Regions from separate parts of the Homo sapiens genome. Here region 2 is linked to region 1. A link is a loop called in an ENCODE intact Hi-C map of the cell type or tissue named here. Cell type or tissue: Caco-2. All regions are shown on one strand. Each heading gives the region's core, and the rest is flanking DNA. Links, peaks and the distances in the headings are about the cores only.

Region 1 (9,142 bases), core at 550-8,549:
GCTGGTCAGTTATTGTCTAGACCGTCCCTCTGTTGGGGTTTGTTTGTTGTTTCCTCATGATTAGAGTGAGATTATGCATTTTTTGCAATAATGCCACAGAAATGATGGTATGCCCTTCTCAGGGCATGATGTCAGGGAGTACATGATTTCAAATGTCTTATTACTGGTGATGTTTACTTTTTTTTGAGACAGAGTCTCACTCTTACCCAGGCTGGAGTGCAGTGGCAGGATCTCGGCTCACTGCAACCTCCACCTCCTGGGTTCAAGCAATTCTCTTGCCTCAGCCACCAGAATTACAGATGTGTGCCACCATACCCAGCTAATTTTTTTTTATTTTTCATAGAGACGGGGTTTCACCATGTTGGCCAGGCTGGTCTCGAACTCCTGATCTCAAATGATCTGCCCACCTCAGCCTCCCAAAGTGCTGGGATTACAGGCGTGAGCCACTGTGCCTAGCCTAGGTGATGTTTACTTTGCTCACTTTACTTAGATAGTGTTTGTCAGGTTTCTGCACTATAAGGTGACTATTTTTCCCTTTGTAATTAATAAGTACCTTTTAGGGAGATACTTTGACACTATGGAAATATCCTGTTTCTCATACTTTTGTCCACTAATTTTAGCATCCATTGATGGTTCCCTGCAACAGTTATTAGCTATGATATTTGCTTAGTAGTGATTATTTATTTCCATCATTTCTTCCACTTTGAATTCCACTTTCAAATTTATTAATTTGAAACGCTAATTTATTTTTTATCAATTTGGACTTACGGGCATAATCTATTACTATCATTATATATATTATTGCTCAAAATGTTTCCACCTAAGCCATTAAGAGGTCCCTCTAGTTAGCTCCTATATCCTTTTTTAGCTACCCCTGTCATTTTTTGAGCACTCCTTTTTGGCATCAGAAGCTGTTCCAGGCTCATCTATATTTTATGTTCTAAGCCTGAAATCAACTGTTTCTCCAAGGAGCGTTGGTTCCTTATATTATAGACTGGTATTTAGAAACCAAGATCATAGAGCTAGATGTGCTTACTGCTTCTCAGAAGACATTGGAAATGTATGTATGTGTATTAACCCATGTATACACACATATATAGTTCTTTTGGTTTTTCTTTTTGTAATAGTCAAAATACTTACGATAGCTCTTTCTATCTCACCCTCTTCATTTGTCATGTTATTCGTCTGCGGTACAATTACGTTCACTGGTTACTGTTTATTCTATTTTGGGTTGTCCTCCTCACATCCTGGTTTATTTATTTTGGGGGTATGTAAAACATTGTATGATTTTAAGAGTCAGAATTATTTTAAAAGGTATACTTAGAAAGGTTTTACTCCTCCTTTATGACTATTACTCTGTTTCTTTTTCCCATTCCCTTCTGCCCTGTTCCCACTTACTCTTAACCAGTCTCATTAATTTATGATTTATTCTTTTTTTTTCTTTTTTCTTTTTTTTGAGATGGAGTCTCACTGTTGTTGCCCAGGCTGAAGTGGAATGGCATGATCTTGGCTCACTGAAACGTCTGCCTCCCAGGTTCAAGTGATTCTCCTGCCTCAGCCTCCCAAATAGCTGGGATTACAGGCACCTGCCACCATGCCTGGCTAATTTTTTGTATTTTTAAAACACAAAACATTTTTAGTAGAGATGGGGTTTCACTTTGTTGGCCAGGCTGGTCTCGAACTCCTGACCTCATGATCCGCCTGCCTCGGCCTCCCAAAGTGCTGGGATTACAGGCGTGAGCCTCCACACCTGGCCAGTTTATTCTTTTGTACAAATGAATATACATATGAAAGAAAAATATATATATATTTACATTCCTTTCTGTTTTTCATGAAAGGTAGCATACTATAGATACTCTTTCACATTTTGCATTTTAAATTTAATGTGTCCTGGAAATCACTCAATATAAGTTCATAGAGATCTTCATTCTTCTTTATAGCTGTATAGTATCCCATTGTGTTGGATACATTGTAGTTTATTCAACCACTCTTACATATGAACATTGAGCATCTAGGTCGCTTCCAATATTTCGTAATTACAATGCTGTAGTGGATAACCTTGTGCATATTAATTTTGTATTGTTGGAGGTTTAACTTCAGAGTAGATTCGTAGAAGTAGAATTGCCAGGACGAAAGCTAAATGCATCCATAATTTTTACTAAGGGTTGTTAAATTTCCTTCCAGGAGGGCTCTACCAATCTTCATTCTCACCAGCAGTGTTCAAGAATATTCTCCCACAGCCTTGATAACAGAATATATTGTCATACTTTTTAATTTTTGCCAATCTGATAAAGAAGAAATGGTATCTCAGTGTTGTTTTAATGTCCATTTTTCTTTTTTTTTTTTTAATTTTTGTGACAGAGTGTTATTCTGTTGCCCAGGCTGGAGTGCAGTGGCATGATGCAGCTTTGAACTCCTGGACTCACGTGATCCCCTATCTCAGCCTCCCAAATAGCGGGGACTACAGATGTGCACCACCACACTCTGCTAATTTTTAAAATTTTTTCTGTAAACGTAGGGTCTTGCTACGTTGCCCAGGCTGGTCTCAAACTCCTGGGCTCGTGCAATCCTCCTCCCTCAGCCTCCCAAAAGACTGTGATTACAGGTGTGAGCTACCATGCCTGGCTGCATTTTTGTAACTATAACATTTTTTTTCATATATTTAAGGGCCATTTTGTGTATTTCATTTTATATATTTTTGGTTCACTTGTCTGTTGATATCGGGTTTTTGGTCCTTTCTCCCTTGATATTCAAAAGCTCTTTACATATTAGGGGAATGTCTGTTGCAAATATTTTCTCCTAGTTTGTCAGTTGTCTTTTGACTTTGTTTATGGTAATGATGGTGTTGCTGTTTTACCATGTGTTATATTTCATTTTTATGTGGTCAAATTATCTTTTTTTGCCTCTATTTTAAGTCAGTCTCTACACTGAGATCAGAGAGTAATTTACTCATGGTTTCTTCCAGTAATTGTATAATTTTATTTTTTGTACTTGGGTCTCTGGTACATTTGGAGTTTATTCTTTTGTACGGCATGAAATGCAGATCTAATTTTATTTCATTTTTTTCCAACTGGCTACCCAGTTGTCCTGACACCATTTATTAAAAAGTACATCTTTGCCCCAGTGGCTTGAGATGCCACTTTCATCACATGCTAAATTGGACGGAATCACCTGTAAAGTTCCCTTTTTGCTATTTTTACTTTGTCATGGTGTGATTTGTCTTTTGCTATCTGTTCATTGCCTGTGGTGACAAATGTTTGTTCTGAAAGAATAGTTAATTATTGCAGCAATAATCTTGAAAGCTAAAGCAATTTACCGTCTGGCTCTGTGTTTATAAAACACTGTTACCCAAATTGAACCCACAGCTCTGAGATATTACTCCTTCTGTCTAAATGTTATCAGTGTCTGTTCTATTGTAAAATCATTAGGCTGAAATGAAGCTTTTTAAAATTAGTCTCAGTTCTACTTTGGAACCATTGTACTGAAACCTTGGAGAACAGTCTTATGAGAACTGGCTTTATTCATGTTTATTGTCTTTGACTCCTGGACTTGTTTCCTTCATTCAGCTGCTGGATCTAGGTAGACAAATTGTTATACCAGGCTATTGTCAGAGTAGATTCATTAGAATAATAAGGTAATTTAACTTTCATGTGCACCTATATCCAGAGTACAAAGTTGCCTGGCAAGAATGATGTCCTCATTAAAATTCAGAAAACCTCAAACAAAGTCCAGCCATTATTCTTCTAAAATGAATTTACATGTGAAGGAACACCATCTTACAGAATCCTCCTGTTTTCAGAATAAATAATTAGCTCTTTAGAGAAATAGATTAATAAAAGCAATGCAATATTGTACCATTTCTCCATCTTATAAGGCCAGTCTTAAGTATTTGATTAGTGCCATAGAGCTGACTTTGCTTGCAAAGCACCCCCATTTCTTGGGCTTCAAATGTCAGAGTATGTGGAAAGTGCCAGAGGAATTTTAATTCATTTCCTTTATTTTGTCTCTCTCTTAAAATACTTATTTCAAAGTGATGAAGAAAGGTGCAGGTAAAAATGAAGCCATGGCTTCTATTACGGTTTTTTTCTTTACAGTCACGTTATTCATACCTTTGCCCTCTAGAGGGAGCAAGAAGGTTATAGTTGTTAAGTAGTCATAGTTCCTGAAAAAACTCCAATCTTACCTCCCTTACCTCCCCAACCCAGATGGAAATTTGTTTCAGTAGGTGGGGCTATTTCCTTGGAAATAGTATTATTTATTTCACTCCTCAAGCTCCCCACTGTGGTCCTTTTCCTCCATTAAGGTAGAGAGACCTGTAAATTCTTTTCTCCCGATTCCTACCAGCAACAAAAATGTTAGAGAACATGGCCAAAGACTAAACCATAGTTTAATTTGACTAGTTAGAGAACCAACCCTCCAGGTGGCTTCTGGGCTGAAAAGTTGATGTATCACAAGATCCTTCGTTGATAGAAAAGTCCAAGCTATTAGAAAATGCTGTTTCTCATTGGTCTCCTGCTTCACAGGAAGCTTTCTCCGTGACGACTGGTCCCAAATAAACACTTAACAACTTTCTCTGAAACAAAATCCTGTACAATAATGATGACCTAATTTCAACGTATACATTTTCTCTCTCTTGTGGTTATTGGTAAATTCAAGATGGGTTTGTGGCGCCTGATTCTGGATCTTAAATGTTATGCTGAATCTGAGAGCTTGGCTTGAGGAGGTTTGGGAGTGGTTGGGTTTTTTCTTCTTTGGCCTGACATGGGCTGGCCTATGGAGGATTTCAGCCCCGGTGCCTTCCATGCACAGAAGAAACCTTTCTTCATACTCTACAGTGGGCTTGACGTACCATCTGTATGCTGCTGATTCCCAAATTTTTATCCTCATCTCTGACCTCTCATCAGAGTGGCCTGTTTCATATTACTTGAATATCTCATTGGAATTTCAAATTTAATAAGTTCAAAACAGAATCCCTGACTTTTCCCACTGCACACCAGTTTCTTGCCCAGGATTCCCCATTTCTGTAAAAATGGACAACCAACTGTCTATTACTGACTTATGAGTCATTTTTGGTTCCTCAGCTTTCTTCACCCCTACCATCTAATCCATCAGCCAATTCTGCTGATTCTACCTCCAAAATATTTCCTCATCCTGCCTCCTTTTACTTATCTCTCCTACTCTCTACTCCACTTCCAACAGGTATCAAGCTATGGTTATTTCTCACCCAGAACATTAGGATAGGTTCTTAGCAGATGTAATGATGGCCATGGTTTGGAACAATTTCATGTGCTTTTCTCTTTTTCCTGAATATATCTGCCTCTGAGATGAGATAAATGAATGCAAACTAAAAGGAAGAGTTAAGATTTGGCTTGTGACATTCAAAAACGGGGTTCTGCAGAAAGACAGTAGGCTTAAAAACTAGTCCGTGTAGGGAGAGAAAAGATTTTTAAATGTTTTTATTTTTTATTTTCGTAGCAAGGAGTAGGCCTGGAAAATTAGACTGTAAATTTCTATGATAACATATATTAATAGAATGTTTATTCTATTCACCATTAATGCTCTGCACTCATTGAGGCTGCAGTTCAGAAGATGATGACTATGATAATGAAGGCTGCACTCCAGCCTGAATAGATTTTTGGAGGAGGAAGACAGAAGGGGGTCAGAAGAGGTAGATGGTGAGTTCAGCACTCTGATCTTCCTTCTGGTCTCAACCCTGGAGAGTGGGAAGTCTGTTAAATTCCTAAAGGGAAATGGGGCAGAGAGGTTCCTTCCTTGCTTCCAGCCTGGAACACTGGGAAGAGATCACCTGGAAGCTCCTTGAGGGACCTTCTTGGCAAACCTGGAGGGTGACCACATGAAATCAATTCAGAGATGTGGTCAGAGAGAGTGATGGTCTAATTTGCATCCCCAGTACTTCCTCTGTTCTCCCAAGACATGAATGCAGACTTGAGAGCTGACAAGGCCTACACAGGCCTGTTGAGATAGGGGATTTACAGAGACTTAAAGGGGTTTGTAATGCCCGTGAGAGCTGAAATGAATGAGGCTGTCATACAGGGAGTCACTGGGTCCAACTGAGCTGAGAGGGAGCATAGACCAAGATGCCTGCCAGCTGCAGCCTCAGCCATAGCCCCTAATGACACCATTGAGGGCTAATCACAAGGGGAATAAGGCACATTGCTGGGGAGCCAAAAGACCCTGCATGGTTTTGAGGACTTTTACCCCCAATCTGCAAGGTCATGTACACTTCTTTGCCCAGCACTGTCCTGGGGGCCAGGGATGTTGCTGAAATCTAGAGACTAAGTATGTTTAACCAAAGTGGCCGAGTTTTACCTAAAAGAAAGATTTAAATTATTGTATTGATCTAAATGTTATCCCCTGCTTTTTTGTTTTTCTATAGTGCATAGGAGCTAGCAAGCAAGAATAGATCAGATCTAGGCGAAGCAGAAGTGTAATTTCTCTGCACATGTGAGTTCTGGGGTGAGTGCTGCACTGGTTGCTTCCTGCCCCCACCCTTACCACTACTGTAGTACACACACAGCAGGCAAAGTGGTCTTTAAAAGTGAGATCTGGTTCTATGTCCTATCCCAACCTTCTAAAAAACTTCCTGTTGGGCACAGAATTAAATACCAGCACCTCACTATGGCATAAAAGGCCCCACATGATCAGGGTCCTGTCTTCTGTCTGTCACATCCTATACCTTGTCTAAGAAGCTCCAGCACAGTGGCCCCTCTACTCCTTGAACAGGCTGTGCTATTTCCCATTGCAAGCTTTTGCACTTGGTGTTTATGCTGATGCCTTCCATTTGCCCTTCTAGACCTAATCTTCAGTCTTTCTCATCTTGTTCTGTGTGCCAGTAGGCTGATGGTGTGAATTGCATCGATGAACACTCTTGCTTCCTGACTTCCTGTTGGAATTGGCCAATGGGAAGCACTAGCAGGAGATCAGAGAGAATGAGGAGGAGATATTTATTCAGGGTATTTACCACCCCACCCCTGCTCCTTCCTTGCTGGCTAGTTACCTGAGGATGGTTGCATCCCTTTACCAAAGGCCACAGCTCCTATCAGGGGTCTTCTCCATCTTTTGGTAGCCACTCCTCCCTTTGTCCCTGCAGGCCAGGGGTGCTCATGGTTCCCCCCACTTTTGGTAGCCCTGGGTAGCTAGTTTCATTAAGCTCTACCTGCGCTTTTGCACATCGTCCCTTGTGAGTGTCTTCTGCTTCCTATTAGGCCTCAGCTGTCACATTGCTCGTTCTGTAGGCTCTCTGCATGCTGGTTCATTCTTTTCCTTGAGCTCAGCTCAGATGTTACCTTCTGAGGCAGGAGTAAAGGGAGGGAAGAAAGGGCCCCCCGACTCCTCCTCATCTCCCTGCCCACTCCCATGTCCTGCTTTATGCTCTTCACTTATTTATTTATTTTATTTAACATCTTTTTCATTGTGGTAGGAATACTTAATGTGAAACCTACCCTCTTGCCAAGTTTTTAACAGTGCAATATAGCATTGTTTATAATAGGCATAATACTGTACCACAGATCTCCAGAACTTTCTTATCTCACGTAACTGAAACTTTATACCTGTTGAATAGACACTCCCTATCCCATCCTTCCCTCCCTGCAGCTCCTGGGAACCAGCATTCTACTCTCTGCTTCTATGTGTCTGACTATTGTAGATACCTTATATAAATAGTGGAATTACGCAGTGTTTGTCTTTCTGTGACTCTGGCCTTCACCCTTTTTTTTTTTTTTCGAGATGGAGTCTTCCTCTGTCCCCCAGACTGGAGTGCAGTGGCGTGATCTTGGCTTGCTGCAACCTCCGCCTTCCAGGTTCAAGTGATTATCCTGCCTCAGCCTCCCGAGTAGCTGGGACTACAGGTGCATGCCACCATGCCTGGCTAATTTTTTTTTGTATTTTTAGTAAAGATGAGGTTTCACCATATTGGCCAGGCTGGTCTCAAAATCCTGACCTTGTGACCTGCCCACCTTGGCCTCCCAAAGTGCTGGGATTACAGGTATGAGCCACCACGCCTGGCCCCTTCACTCTTTTTAACAACATATTTTTAATTTCTTGCATTGAAATCATAATTTGACACTATTTTTTGTTGTTGTTTTTTACTTGTCTCTTTTAACTGGACTGTAAGCCAACAATAGAAGGAAACTTTTGTGTTTCACTCACTACTGTGTCCCCAGTGCCTAGAACAGGGCTTGTACATAGGAAGCAGGAAATAAACTTTTTTTAAAAGAAATGAATGGGGAGCTGATTTTTCATGCCCTTGAGAAGCCAAGATCTCGAGGCAGGCATATGTGGGGGTGTCAAAAGCAGGTCAGGAGGTCGTCTCATTTCCTTGTACTTTCATTGCATCAAGGTGCTAACACTGCTTCTCAGGTACCATTTGTTAACTGAACCATCAATGCTTAGGAAGTAGAAAGGAAGAAATGAAATAATTATGTTTCAGATTGAGCCCTTTTCCTGGAAACTTGGAAGAGTGTTCCATACCATCCAGTCTTTCTGTCACTTTTACCTATTTCAGGTGTGTCCAGTCTCAGCTGGGAATGGAAGATGCTTTGCATATCTTTAAAATCTTCGGGCCATAGAGTTGGGGAGAGTACAGAAAGAATACCACAGAACTTTTATGCCAGAAAATGGCAGGTGCTCCAAGGGCTATGTTGGAATGCTTGGAGTGCATAAAAATACCAAGGTGAGTGCCTAGCAGAGGGTTCTCAACATTAGACCTAAGTCATAAACTCCAAAGGTTGTTTTCAGGAATCTGTACTTTTAAAAGTTCTGAAGATGCATCTGGGGCCAGGATGAGGGCCACTGGTCTGACATAAAGAGGATGGGCTCTGCTTAGTTCCATAAATTCAGGGAGTTAATTATGTTGTTTTAAATTTCTTGAACCATTAGCACAGGGCTGATGAGCCAAACACCTTTTATGTTTGAATCAATAGATGTTTCTTCCCATGTCTTTGGGAATATTTCACAGTAGAAGTTGGGGTCTTGAAAAGTTGGCATTTGAAGGCTAGTGTTATTTTTTGCTTACAAAATAAGAAATTGATCTTTGGAAAGCAATTTAGGAATCTTATTTGGCCACAGTGGCATTGAGACCACTCTCTTTCTCCCTTTAAGCTTCATTATAACTCGAGTCCAT
Region 2 (9,142 bases), core at 772-8,771, 270 kb after region 1:
TGCAAATAATGGGGATCCCTTTCTTTCTAAGATCCCGGTAATGCTGCTCATGCCACATTGGCTAATGCTGAGAGCTTATGACAACATGAAGAAATTCACTCCAGGGAGTAACAATCTGTGTCCTCTTTTCTCATCCCTAAATCCACCATTTCTTTTGGAAATAGGAATGATGTCTTTTTATTTTTTTAATTTTTTGTTTAAACAATTACTGGTTCTGTTGTCCAGGCTGGAGTACTGGGGTGCAATCATGGCTCACTGCAGCCTTGGCCTCCCTGGGCTCAAGTGATTCTCCCACCTCAGCCTCCCAAATGTCTTTTTATCATTGGCTCATTTTATTGCATTCAATGAATTGTTGGAAATTAGAGCCAGCCAAAAATTGTATAAATATTGGGCTGTGTCTGCTTCTCTGACACTAGATGAAGATGGCATTTGTGCCTGTGTGTCTGTGGGGTCCTCAGGAAGCTCTTCTCCTTGAGAGGCCTTGCCAGTGCCAGCCTCATCAGAGGGCAGCTTGGGAGGAGACCCCCCCGCCATGCTTATAGCTTGAATGGATTCCTGAGATGATGTTTCATGGTGCAGAGGCAGAGGAAGGGCGGGATAGTGAGTGGAAGAAGCATTGGCCATGAAATCAGAAAACCTTGATTTGAACTGTAACTCTCCTACTCACTACTTGTGTGATCTTGGCAATTTTCATCATGTCTGTGAAATACATTGTACAGTGCGTGACAGGGAGTCAGCATTCACCATTTGCTAGTTTCCCTTGCCTCTCTGAGCCTGTTTCCTCATTATGATGCATAAAAATATCACATACTTTAGCACTTGTCACATAAAACGTGCATAATGAATGCTTTTGATTCCCTCCCCGTTTGCTGGTCCCGGGTACCACCCACACTGTTTGGCACTCCCTGTTTCTCTGTGTTGGATCTTCTTAAAGTGTTCTATTGGATGACCTTCACTTGTCCCTTGATGCCATGGTCAGAAATCATGGTCTATCTGCCAAGTGGACTTTCTTCCATCCAGTAGTTTCTGTCCATCCCTGACCACCCACTAGATCCTCCATTTACCCAGCACATGTTTCAAGATCCAGGATCTCCCACTACTAAGTAAAAAAACTTGTGCTATTTGCCACTGGAAACTGACTTGAAAACACCGGAATCCAGAAGGTTTATTCTTGGGGCACTTCCTCTTCAAATTCCAGTACTTTTGGCATTTTTGACACAAATACAAATTTTATAAATTATTTCTTTAAAAATAAAGTATATAGGTTCATCGTAGAAGAAAAATTGACTTAAATATAGATAGTAAAAAGGAAGAAAAAGTTCAGTTGTAATCCTATTATACACAGAGAACAATTATTTGTCACCTTGGTGGATAGCCTTTTAATTTTTATATATGACCCAGCACAGTGGCTCAGGCCTGTAATCTTAGCACTTCGGGAGACCAAGGTGGTCAGATTGCTTGAGCTCAGGAGTTCAAGACCAGCCTGAGCAACACAGTGAAACCCTGTCTTTACAAAAAATACGAAAAATTTATCCAGGCCTGATGGTTTGTGCTTGTAGTCCCAGCTACTTGGGGGGCTGAGGTGGAAGGATGGCTTGAGCCCAGGAGGTCAAGGCTGCAGTGAGCAGAGATCAGGCCACTGCACTCCAGCCTGGGTGACAAAATGAGACCTCTTTAGAAAAAAAAACTTTATATAAATGAATATATAATATATGTAATACATTTTATACAAATATACAAATAAATGCATATAATATAAAATGCATTAACATCTATTATATAAGTATATGTTAAAATATTTTTAGTATATAGGTATGTATTTGATCCATTGGCCTCTAACTATTCCATGTTTTCAGAAACACACACACAGTCTTAATGTTCTTAGAGTTTTATGGCTTATATTTTTTCCACCTGATTATCCCTTGTGCTACTGAATATAAATTATTGTTTAAACAAATCAATGCCTAGAACATTGCCTAGCCTATAGTAGTGTACAATGAATAAATATTTTGAGAATAAATGAGAAAACATATCCTAATGTAATTTTTGTGTAAATTTTGAGCTTTCAATGTTGGATTTTCTTTTAAATGGGGTAAATCTGTTGATAAATTGTTATGAAAAGTTCACATGGAAAAAAAGCCTCATTTAAAGGGAGATTAAGATAGATCTTTACTAACATCTGTTGGTGAACCTGTCTGTCATAACTTTTCATTTTAGAACCGCACAGTGATTTAGCGTTGAATCCTATTTGGACTAATTTAAGCCTGCAAATCTGAAAACTATCTTTCCTTTAAAATTTGAGGGCTTTAAGTGCAATGTTTTTAGGGATTGGACAAACAGTTACAAGAGGGACGAGTAGCCTTTGAATTCCCTGCCAGTAGGCACAAACCCTGATGCCCCTAGGGGCTGGCAATGATTTCACAGGTTAAGTGGCGCAGATGGGAACCCACTGCAGTCACTCTGCAAAACTGGAGTGCGATGCATGACGGAGAGTCAGCGTTCACCCAGTGCTAGTTTCCAAAAGGCAGCCACTACTGAACTTTCATGTGGCAAGGTGGGGTCCAATGGCACCAGCTTGTTTTCTTTCTTCAGGAGAAGTAAAAAACTTGAAAAATTATGTGAAATTCTTGATTCTGAAATAATGGCAGCTCATTTAATTTAAAATATGAAACTATGCAAGCAAAACAAAATCCACCTGAGAACAATGAGCCTCTGGGTTAAGCTGAGGAACTGTTTAAATTGCCTAAAAGACCCCAGTTACTCAAATGCCAGGTGGAAGACTGCTTCAGAAGACTGGCTGGGTCTGCCTTCCTCAAGGGTGCGACACGTTGCTCTCATGAGCCAGATCTAGGTTCTCAGTGGCTCCTGCAGGAAGTCGTAAGTGGATGCAAGAAGTCCCAAGCTGGCAGTCTGCCAGGTGATTCCAGTAGGTAATGTCAGTTCAAATAGGGGAGACTGCCAATACCTGTGACCTGGCACAGTGAATTGGCAAGCAGATCAGAAAGAGATCTTAATACATTGTGAATAAGTCCTGATTTCTAGAGAGATCTCCAAGGTTGAATTATTAAAACCCTCACATTTACCTCCTCTTGGAGCTCTGTTGGAGTTAAAAGTCTCTACTGAATCTTAAAAAGGACGCAAATGTCAAAAAGAGACAAATCCCAGCCAAGTGATGGGAAATGTGATTTCAGGATAATAGCATCTGCTCATTGGTCATTAAAATACATTATTTCCAATGAATGCCCTTAACTCTGCAGGATGGGAACATAGCTTTAATCAGACAGGTTCCCAGATCAGAGTACATCAAAACACAAGCAGCAGATTCTGTGCTGCCTGATCAACAGAGGAAAGAAATTCAGAACATTTTCTTTTACATTTAAAATGCTTTATGAGGGAAATGGGTAGTTAGTCATATTTATTATTGAGCATTTATAAGAATACTTGCTTATTGTTTTATTTCCTTATTATTTATTTTGAGCTGAGTTTCTGGTTATTAAGAAAGGGTCCTCTTTCTTAAAGGGTAGATACCTGATTGTGCAGCTAAAAGGAGCTAAAAGGTGCATCAGAACTGAAACACCTGCCTAGAGGTAGGAAAGGGATCAGATTTTCTCTAGGGATACCTACTGATCAGTTCTAAGAGACACAAGTTCCTGAAGGAGTTCATTTTTCTGGTGGCTTTTTCTAACGCTGCTTTGGTCCTGAAGGAGTTGCAGATAATGAATAGCTAAGAGAAGACGGTGGAGTTTACCGAGCGGATGAGGGGCAGGCTGTGAATTTAGTAGGAAAAGAGAAATGGGTCTGTGAAAATCTCTAGGAAGATGAGAACAAACTTGTACTTGAACATCAAAATAGCACCCTAATATCTTATTAGCAGCAAGCATACTTGGTGCCCAGGTGTTGATTTCCAAGGCCATTATCCAATAAAAAGAACCAGGGATTCTTGGAGACACGAATGATTCTAGGGCTGGAGCAAAAAAATATACAAGATGAACCTAGGGCACCCTGTAGAGCCAGAAAATAAGCAAGTTCTAAAACAAAACAAAGGCCAAAACTTACAATGATGAGACTATATTCAAAGGAACACAGGAGCCAACTGAAAGAGCTCCCAATGGCCAAAGCTGGAACAATTTGACAAATAAAATAAATAAATAAGCATTTGGATTATATCTCAAAATACAAAATAAATATCCATGAGTCCATGTTATAAATAAATGATTGAATAAATAAATAGTATAAAAGAGACAAATCTCCCAAGCAGAAAAATTCCATATTTTGTGGAGATACTCTGGCCTCAAGGAGATGGAATGTAACTCCCAATTCCTTAATTGAGGCTGTGTATAGTAACTTCCTTCCAAAGAGTATAGTCTGGGAAGAAGCAAAAGAGTAACTTTACAGTGGGGAAACCTTACAAACAGTACCTCAACCGGGTGCTCAAGATCACCAGCACAGTGACAAGTCATGTTGATGCTATGTTATCCTTGATATGATGTGATGAAAATGGCATCTGTGGAATCTGTGACTTTCTCCCCAGAATCCATGACCACAGTCTAGTCATGAGAAAAACATCAGACAAATCCCAATAAAGGGACATTCTACAAAATATCCGACTGGTACTCCCGAAATTGACTGTTCAGGTCACTGAAAGCAAGGAAAGCCTGATAAACTGCCACGGCCACGAGGAGTCTAAGGACACATCCAATTTCCATTCGCATCCAAAATGGAATCCGAGACAGAAAGAGGACCTTAGGTGAGAACTAAAGAAATGGGAACAAAAGTATGGACTGTAGTTATTGACACTGCATCAATTTTGTTTCTTTAGTGCTAATAAGTATACCGCAAAATGTAAGATGTTAATAATAGGAGAACCTGGGCACATGGTACATGGGAACTCTGTGCTATTTTCACAATTTTTCTGTAAATCTAAACTGTTCTGAGACATAAAGTTGGTTTTTAAAAGAGCCATCCTGGCCTGCACTAGGAAATACTTACTCGATGCATTGTGGACCCTTCCTCCAATTCAAGATGTCTCAAGTAGCTTTCTTGGTTAAAAGGGCAGTGATGTAAAAACAGGCATCATTTTACCAAAGGGCCACCAGATGGCTGTCATCTGGCAGAAGTCTACTTCCTGGGCTTTCTAGATGCATACATGACTATCACCGGGAGCATTCAACCTCCAAAGAAGAGTTCTACTAATTATGTCTGTCTAAATAATGTGATAAATTTAAGTTTCAAGTGATAGCAGTTAGTTCACATTGTAAATATACAACTCAGTTTGTCTGTACCAAATTTAAAACAAATTTGCCTACTGTGTCCCAGGAAATATTTCAGCCAGGTACCTTTGATTTTCACAATTGGGCTATGTAGAAATTGCTTTTGGAGACAATTAATTGGAAGCACTTATAAGGTTGTAGCTTTAATTACATACTGATGTAGTCTGCTCCTGGTTAAAAAGGCACCCCATAGGTCAGGCTTGGTAGCTTACGCCTGTAATCCCGGCACTTTGGGAGGCTGAGTCGAGCAGATCACCTGAGTTTGGGAGTTTGAGACCAGCCTGACCAACATGGAGAAAATTTGTCTCTACTAAAAACACAAAATTAGCTGAGCATGGTGGCATATGTCTGTAATCCCAGCTACTCGGGAGGCTGAGGCAGGAGAATCGCTTGAACTTGGGAGGCAGAGATTGCGGTGAGCAGAGATTGTGCCATTGCACTCCAGCCTGGGCAACAAGAGCAAAATTCTGACTCAAAAAAAAAAAAAAAAAAGTTATCTGATAAGTAGTAGTGATACGTTAAAGAAAAAAATACTACTGTTGAAGTTGCTGTTAATTACATGTTGGGTACTGCTTACTTCCTATGTAAGGTCCAAATTCTTTGGATGATTTGTTCAAAAGTTGGAACAAGAGATATGCAGAGGCACTTTATAATCACCTTTTGCCTTCTGAGGTAGTCATTTGTACCTACCTCAGCTACTCATAATCTCCTTCAAAACTAGGGCTAAGTATTGATGGCCTTTGTGTTTCCCATGCAACTGCCAAAGGGCCTTGCATCAACACATTTTGGTGAATTAGTTAAACAAGGTACACCTCTGCTGTTCCTAGGACTTAACTGAAGGCTTAGACTGGAATCACAGAATAGTCAGAATGTGCCATCTTGATTACTGCTTCCTTTCTACCCACAGACATCAATGGTAAAATCAGACACTTTTGTTCTCTCAGATTTCTGTATTTTAATGTACTATAAATTACATATTTGAATGCACTGTATTCATTTTTCATATCAATCACTGAATAATTAGAAGGTATTTCTTCTTAACAAGTGTCAAAACATTTCATAGCCCCAGTTTACTTTGTAGAATTTCACATTGTGAGTAGGTGAGAGCCTTAATCATCAGAGTCAAACCTTAAGTGCTAAAATCCGCTCTGTGGTGACATTTACTTAATTGCTTTACAAGACTGAGGCTCAGTCAAGTTTGTCTTCCTCAGCAACTCTTCCTTTTTATCTAATTATGCATTTAGATGGAGTCCCTGGTGGTGGGGAGGGAGGCGACAGGGGTATTGGCCTTAGGCAAAGTTTCTGTTCCAAAGGAGATTTAGTCCGTTATTATGTCTAAACTTTCCAATTCGTAGTCCATTCTAGTTTTTAGGAGGATTAATGTACATCCTATCTGCAATATAGTAATATTAGCCTTATCCATCATTGAAGAGTGAGCTCACCACCTAGTTCTTTCCCGAGCTGCCCCTGTCTCCTTCTCTACCCCTTCCACCATAATCCATAGCTTCAACCAAAACTTTATTCAAGTGGCTTCCAAATCCAGATCTAAATCTCTGACCTTTATTCTAAACCCAAGATGCCTGCTTTTCCAGACTCACAAATTTTACTTTTTGAGGAACCATATTATTTTTTCCTGACACTTATCACGATGCTTTGCAGGCTATAAGAAAGTAATAAACTGGGCATGGTGGTATGTGCCTATAATCCCAGCTATTCTGAGGCTGAGCGGGGAGGATTGCTTGAGCCCTAGAATGTGAGTTTAGCCTGGGCAACATAGTGAGACCCTGTCTGAAAAGAGGAAAAGAAGAAGGAAGAAAGGAAAGAAGGAAGGAAGGAAATGAGCAAATGAAGCATTATCCACAATAGCCAAGATATGTAATCAACCTAGGTGTCCATCAATGGATGAGAAAATGTGACATATATATATATATATATATATACACACATACATACATACATACATAGGAATATTATTCAGCCTTTAAAGAGAAGAAGGAAATCCTGTCACTTTCAATGACATGGATGAACCTGGAAGACATTATGCTAAGTGGTATAAGCCAGGCACAGAAAGCCAAATACAGCATGATCTCACCTCTTTGTAGAATCTAAAACAGTCAAACTCAACTAGTGGGATAGTGGTTATCAGGGGCTAGGGCAAGGCTAGGGCAGGGTGATGGTAGGGGGAGCCAGGGAGAGGGGTTGGAAAATGTTCTTCAAATGATACACAATTTCAGTTAGACAGGAAACATAAATTCAGGACATCTGTACAACACGGTTACTAGAATTAGTAACAATGTATTGTATACTTGAAAATTGCTAAGAGAATAGATTTTAAATGTTCTCATCACAAAACAAAATAAATATGTGAGGTAATAGATATATTAATTAGTTTGATTTAGCCATTCCCCAGTGTATTCGTATATCAAAATACCATGTTGGGACACAAAGAAGGGAACAACAGACACCGGGACCTACTTGAAGGTCGAGAGAGGGAGGAGGGTGAGGTTGGAAAAACTACCTTTTGGGTACTAGGCTTACTACCTAGGTGACAAAATAATTTGTACACCAAACCCCTGTGACACACAACTTACCTATATAACAAACCTGCATGTGTGTACCCCTGAACTAAAATAAAAGTTAAAAAAAAAAGACAATTGGTAAGGAAAGTATGATTATTATTTGAAGTTTTCATGAAGATACCGAAAGATACAAAGATGATTTTTTGTTAATAATTTGTTTACAATTGTATAGTTGTCTTTTATTCTCAATAAATTATTGAATTCCTTAAAAAAATGTTGTAAACCATTAATATATACAATTTTCATTTTTTAATAAATACCTTTTTAAAAATTAAATGAGGCCGGGCACGATGGCTCACACCTGTAATCCTAGCACTTTGGAAGGCTAAGGTGGCAGATCACCTGAGGTCAGGAGTTTGAGACCAGCCTGGCCAACATGGCGAAACCCTGTCTCTACTAAAAATACAAAAATTAGCCAGGCATGGTGGTGCAAGCCTGTAATCCTAGCTACTCAGGAGGCTGAGGCAGGAGAATCACTTGAACCTGGGAGGTGGAGGTTGCAGTGAGCCGAGATTGCACCACTGCACTCCAGCCCAGGCGGCAGAGCAAGACTGTCTCAAAAAAAAAACAAAAAACAAAAAACAAAACTAAATGAGCAAATGAATAACTGAGTATATAATATGGAAAACAAAAGCCAACTCTCTTAGGAGCTAAAAATTTTAGCCATTTTAAATGAGAAGTCTCCAAAAATGTCATAATATAGTATAATTATATAATTACATGCCTTTCCCAATAAAATCTACTAAATATAATTTAATCTTTTTTCTTTTTACTTAGAGACCACCCTTATGAATATCAGTTACTATATAACATGTGGTAACATAGTAGCCCTTAGGTGTTTTAACTATTTGAGAAAATTTGCCCTCCTCTAAAGGAGTTTTTTTGTCTGCTTTTCATATTCTTCACTGTCAGGATGCCACCTGTCATTTCTTGCTATCACTGGTGTCTGTACCTCCAGCATCAGCCCCACCCTTGTTCCCTGATTGTACCACTCTTTGCCAAATTTTATGACTTAACTGCTATGAGTTAGGAAACCCTATAGCTTTGCTTTTAGACATTTCTAAACAAAAAGTAAGCTCTAAGCAAGGCCTTGAGGAGCTACTTTATGAGTACAGTGTGTGGATTGGTTTCAGTCCATTTTATCCACACTGAAACATTTTGTTGCCACATTTCTTAGTTTAACTGTCCTAGATAAATGAAGTTGCTAGGTGAGAGAAAGTTGCATATCAACATACCCCGGCAAATAGGCCTTCATTTGATTTGGTACCTATTCTCTGATTCTAGAGAATATAC

Evidence for each region. Peaks named below come from ENCODE experiments on the same cell type or tissue, not always from the same donor. Only the 100,000 strongest peaks of a DNase experiment are listed, where the experiment ranks them.
Region 2: it touches region 1 in a loop (3-fold over the local background); 11 of 110 quality-filtered maps call a loop at or near these places.

The regions. Positions count from the first base shown.
Region 1 is chr14:51,279,372-51,288,513 of GRCh38, forward strand. LOC124903315 (a long non-coding RNA gene) reads left to right here and starts at 8,060. Exons shown (of 2, transcript XR_007064164.1): 1 at 8,060-8,692. In Caco-2, for the core only: a CTCF peak has its summit at 4,194; no DNase peak of the experiment used is centred there.
Region 2 is chr14:51,550,059-51,559,200 of GRCh38, forward strand. All of the region lies in intron 2 of FRMD6-AS2 (FRMD6 antisense RNA 2), which reads right to left. It also overlaps a transcript of FRMD6 not described here. Among named protein-coding and RNA genes, the nearest start is that of FRMD6-AS2, 45 kb to the right of the region's middle. In Caco-2, for the core only: a CTCF peak has its summit at 5,088 (motif pointing right); no DNase peak of the experiment used is centred there.